2 separate regions of the Homo sapiens genome follow, and region 1 is linked to region 2. A link is an interaction called in ENCODE POLR2A ChIA-PET data of the cell type or tissue named here. Cell type or tissue: CD4-positive, alpha-beta T cell. All regions are shown on one strand.

Evidence for each region. Peaks named below come from ENCODE experiments on the same cell type or tissue, not always from the same donor. Only the 100,000 strongest peaks of a DNase experiment are listed, where the experiment ranks them.
Region 1: POLR2A ChIA-PET joins it to region 2 with 10 read pairs; 6 of 35 experiments call an interaction of 5 or more read pairs at or near these places.

What each region holds. Positions count from the first base shown.
Region 1 is chr17:4,175,216-4,177,715 of GRCh38, reverse strand. ANKFY1 (ankyrin repeat and FYVE domain containing 1) reads left to right here. Exons shown (of 25, transcript NM_001330063.2): 19 at 414-590. Among named protein-coding and RNA genes, the nearest start is that of CYB5D2, 33 kb to the right of the region's middle. RefSeq lists enhancers at 217-716, 717-1,218. In CD4-positive, alpha-beta T cell, no CTCF peak of the experiment used is centred here; DNase peaks (open chromatin) are centred at 715, 1,335 and 1,375; H3K4me3 peaks cover 1,346 bases; H3K27ac peaks cover 2,500 bases.
Region 2 is chr17:4,365,428-4,367,927 of GRCh38, reverse strand. It overlaps UBE2G1 (ubiquitin conjugating enzyme E2 G1), which reads left to right and starts at 1,253. Exons shown (of 6, transcript NM_003342.5): 1 at 1,253-1,657. The coding sequence starts at 1,612. RefSeq lists enhancers at 1,120-1,414, 1,234-1,920 and silencers at 1,083-1,782, 1,833-2,500. In CD4-positive, alpha-beta T cell, no CTCF peak of the experiment used is centred here; DNase peaks (open chromatin) are centred at 1,267 and 1,947; H3K4me3 peaks cover 1,703 bases; H3K27ac peaks cover 650 bases.

The DNA of each region.
Region 1 (2,500 bases), 190 kb after region 2:
CAGGATGCTGGGTGCTTGTTTTAGCCAAAGCAAAGAGACTCCCAAGGCTTGTCTCCATTTTCCCTCTCCATGAGTTTCCTGATATCTTGGTGCTTGCGTTTCCCTATCCTTCAGATTGTCTTTTTCTTGGTTTTCCACATCCAGTTCCTACTACAGGAGGCTGCCACAGTGGCTCCCTTCTCCTGACCACGTGGGTGTGGCCACGCACACCTGGTTCTGTGCACAGATGTGTAGAGTGGGTCTGTGGGTGGGTTGGGGGATGGCGTTTCATGTTCATTCTTGGGAGGGGGTTTCCTAAGACTGAGGGAAGGTCTCCATCGTGACCTCTCCAGTGGTCAGTTCAGCTTGCAGATGAAGCTCAGGAGGTACTCTGAAAAGGGAACTAATATTTTGCTTTGCACTTGTTGCTGTAGGTGGATAACAAGGGCCGGAATTTCCTTCATGTGGCAGTTCAGAACTCTGATATTGAAAGTGTGCTGTTCCTGATCAGTGTCCACGCTAATGTGAATTCAAGAGTCCAGGATGCCTCCAAGTTGACCCCCCTGCACCTCGCTGTCCAAGCAGGCTCAGAAATTATTGTCCGCAATTTGGTAAGTGACACAGAAGTATTGCATGTAATAATATGTTGTCAAAGCATATTGTAGAGCTTGTGCAGAATCTCATCACAGGTGCTTTGCCCGGTGTTGTGAAAGCACCTGGGGAATTTGGGGAGCGAGGCTGGTGCACTCAGGAAACTGGTGTCAAGGGCTGCACGTCCTGAGCGCCCCACTGGGCTGCGTGGGCTGCCAGATGCTAGATGGGGCCCTTCCAGAAAGCAGGATTTCAATGGTGGAGGCAGGGTGGGAGCACCGAGGAAGTGGAGATCCACTTGTGTTCTCTGTCAGGCATTCAACTGGGACTTTGAAGTGAGCTGTCTCTCTTAATTTTCAAAACCACAGAGGGGTATGAGAAATGTTTTACATTTTACAAAGGAGAAAATGTAGGCCGAGAAAGAATTTTACCCCCGAGGCTATCTAAGCAAGTAGTGCTGGATTTTAGCCTTTTCCATTGGACTCCAAAGCCTGCTTTTTCCACCCAGGCCGGGGAGGGTCTCAGTAAAGATGTGGAGATTGGGAAGTGCATGTGGTGTGTTTACGTAGGAAAGTTTGGTTGAAGTTTTAGTAGAGTTGAAAGAGCTGTGGTTAGAGGGGCAGGAAGAAAGCAGATCGTGGGGTGTCACATTTCAAACCGAGAACTGTGAGCAGCCAGTATCTTTTAGGCAGTGGAGAAACCATTGTAAGTGTTTGAGCTGAGAGAACAAGGTCCAGAGCTGAGACAGGGCCTCATCGTCTGGTCTCTGCTCCTCAGAGCTGGCTGTCGCTGGTCCCTCCTGTCAGCCCCAGACACATGCCGCAGAACTGGCCGCTAAGGCACCTGAGCAGCCTTTGGCGCCTTGGTGTCACTGTTTCTGAAAAGTGCTTTTTAGAAAAGCCTTGTGACCTGATTGTGTTTGAGCTGAGGCAGCATTTGAAGAAGGCGCCTTGGGAGTGAGGCACACAGGTGTGGGGCGGGCTCACCAGTGACGAGACCGAGCGGAGGCCGTGGCAGTGAGTGTGAACTGAGGGCTAAGGAGCGGTGGGTATGATGGTGCCAGGAACAGATTGGATGTGGGGGAAGCAGCCAAGGAGGCGGAGCTGGGTCCCAAAGTCGTAGGGAATCGGCCTCGTGTTCATCAGTCTTTATGCCTCTGTAGGGCTGGAGGAGGTTACGGTCCCTGACCAAGGACCCCGCCTTCCTGGGGCCCGGCATGACAGATGATAGGATCGCCCAGAAACACTAGAAACAGCGGGTCTTCCAGTGTCCGTGTGCTCCTTCCTCTGAATTGATGCTGCATCCTGTTTGACCCTGTTCATACTGAAACCCCTTCCCCACTCTCTCCTCCCAGTTAACCAGCTGTGGGGCCAGTTATGATCCCTAACACAGCACCAGGGACCATGAATATACATCTGTGAGACGTCCCGTATGGAGAGTCCCATATCCACTCATATGTCTTATCGATCAGTGATTAGACTGGGCGCCCAGAGTTCTGGGGAGGCTGAGACTTAGAAGTCAGGGTCCTAACCAGAGCAGCTAAGCAGCACCTAGATTTTCCCAGAGGCAGTGCCTGTACACACGGAGGAACCAGGGGTGGCCATACACCTCAGCAGCAGCAAATTGGGTTCTGACTACAGACTACATGTATTTTCTGTTTACAGCGATTGTTTTTTAAACTTTGTCAGAAAGAGGATGACGAACTTCAAATACTAAACGAATAGGTATTATGTAAAGGTCCCTCCGGCTGTGTTGATTCTGTAATTCTTTGTGTCCCTTTTTTTCTTTCTTTTTTTTTTCTTTTTCCTTTTTTGAGACATGGTCTTGCTCTGTTGCCCAGGCTGGAGTGCAGTGACCTGATCACAGCTCGCTGCAGGCTTGACCTGCCAGGCTCAATCAATCCTCCCATCTCATCCTCCCGAGTAGCTGT
Region 2 (2,500 bases):
CAAGATCACGCCACTGCACTCCAGCCTGGGCGACAGAACAAGGCTGTCTCAAAAAATAAATAAATAAATAAATAAAATAAAAAAGAAAGAAACTAGGAATAGAAGTAAATTTCCTTGATTTGGTAAAGTGAAATATCAAAATGGTCCCTTTGGTCTATTTGATAGGGGGCAGTGGTTCACACTTGTAATGCTAACACTTTGGGAGGCCGAGTTGGAAGGACTGCTTGAACCCAGGAGTTTGAGACCAGCCTGGGCAACACAGAGAGACCTCTGGCCCCCCCCTCCTTTTTTTTTTTTTTTGTGAGACGGAGTCTCTCTCTGTCGGCCATGCTGGAGTGCAGTGGCACCATCTCGGCTCACTGCAATCTCTGCCTCCTAGGTTCAAGCAATTCTCCTTTCTCAGCCTCCCTGGTAGCTGGGAGTACAGGCGCCTGCCACCAGGCTGGGCTAATTTTTGTATTTTTAGTAGAGACCAGGTTTCACCATGTTGGCCAGGATGGTCTCGAACTCGTGACCTCAGGTGATCTGCCCACCTCGGCCTCTCAAAGTGCTGGGATTACAAGCATGAGCCACCGCGCCCCGTCAAACCCCCCGATCTCTATAAAGCAAATAAAAAAATAGCAGGGCATGGTGGTGTGTACCTGTAATCCCAGATACTAAGGAGACTCAGATGGGAGGATCCCTTAAGCCCAGGAGTTCCAAGCTGCAGTGAGCTATGATCACTGCACTCCAGCCTGGGCGACAGAGAGAATTGCCGTCCATAAATGATAATAATAACAGGGCCGGTCTCGGTGGCTCAATAATAATAGGGCCGGACGCGGTGGCTTTTTTTGTGCACTCTTCATGTAAAGTGAGTTATCATCATATATTGCCTCTATTTTGATGTTTGGTTAAAATGGGGCACACCAGTACTAACTTCGGCTTTCTAACAATTCCTACTTCGCACACCATGTGGCAGTGTTAGATGGCTTTTGGGCGCTCGCCAAGGACTAGACATCTACCACTTCTTCTGGCCTCTTCGCTCCTATATCCACTGCTTCAATCCAGAGGCTGTATTTGACCCTCTGCGACCTCTTTGTCATGGCGTCCGCGGGGCGTCTACCAGCGGAGGCTTGGGCTGGCAGCCGGGCGTCGACCTTCCCAAAATGGCGGCGGACGGGACAACTGCGCTCAAGGGGCGGGGTTCCGCCGCCGGGGGCGGGGCGGGAGGCCGAGGGGTCGGGCTAGCGGGCGGGACGCTTCCCAAGTCGGCAGTCTCAGCGCGCCTGCGCCGAGCGGCCCTGCGCGCAGTGAGGCAGTGGCGGGGGAAGGCACCGGTGGGGCCGACGGGCGGGTTGAAGGAGGGAAGCGGGCGAGCGAAGTCCCAGTGCGCGCCGCGGCAGCCCGGGCACCCTCCCCTTCCGGGCGTGAGTCGCTGTGAAAAGAGCTGAAGCGAGCGGACTCGCACCGGCAGCGAGGCGCCGCTCCCGCCGCCTCAGCCCGGCCTTCCTCGGCTCCGGCGCTCCGGTCGCGGGGCCCGGGTTCCTCGGCACACCCCGCTCCAGCCGCCCCCAGAGCCTGTCCCCAGCCCTTCGGAAGCCCCGGCGCCAGCCCGGGCCCTCGGCAGGGAGGATGACGGAGCTGCAGTCGGCACTGCTACTGCGAAGACAGCTGGCAGGTGAGCAGGCGGGCGGCGGGGCGCCGGGCCCGGCCGCGATCGCGGACAGCCGCAGCCCAGTCCCTCTTCTCCTCCCGGGCCAGCGGCCGTACTGCCGAAGGGGCCCGGGCCTGCGAGGGTGGGGACCTCGAGGCTCCGGTCCCGGCCGGGCCCAGCCGTTCTCGCCCGGCTCTTGGAGGGCACTGGGGGCGGGGACGCGACCCAGCTCCGGCCCAGGGACTGGGCCTGGCGCCCGGGGGGTCGGAGAGGAGGAGGTCCCCTCCCCCACCGTTCTGTAGGACGTTGCGGGGGAGGGGCTGTGTGCGGGTCCCCAGGCCGGGGCCGCCAGCTTGGAGGGGCGGGTCCCGGGTTCAGGTGCTGCCGGGGCCGCCGGACCTTCGGGGCCGGCTGGAGCGTCCGGACCCAGTGCGGCTGCGAGTCCCCGGCTCGGTGTCTGAGGGCGGGCGGAAGGGACCGGCCCTGGCGGGATAGGTGAGGCGCACAAAACTTCTCCCCGGGCGGCGCTGGGTCCGCGGAGTTGGGGCCGACAACAAAAGCGCTGGCCTCGGCGGCCTCCACGCGGGCGCGAGGGTGCCGGAGACCCTGGCGGAGTGCGGATCGCCGCCTCGCCTGCCTCCGCCTGGCACGGGCTCCGGCTGCGCCGCCCGGCTGGGGGAGGGTAGGAGCGGGCCGCGGGGAGAGCCGCTCGCTGGCCGGCTCCGGGCTTTGTGCTCGCCGCGATTCCGGCTGCTGCGCAGGCCTGCAAACCCCGGAGCTGCGCCCGCAGGCTCTGGCCCGGGGCGGCGGCCGGGTCGGCCTCCCCGAGGAGCCTGCGGCCCCCCTCCCCCATTGTCCCGGCCTCCG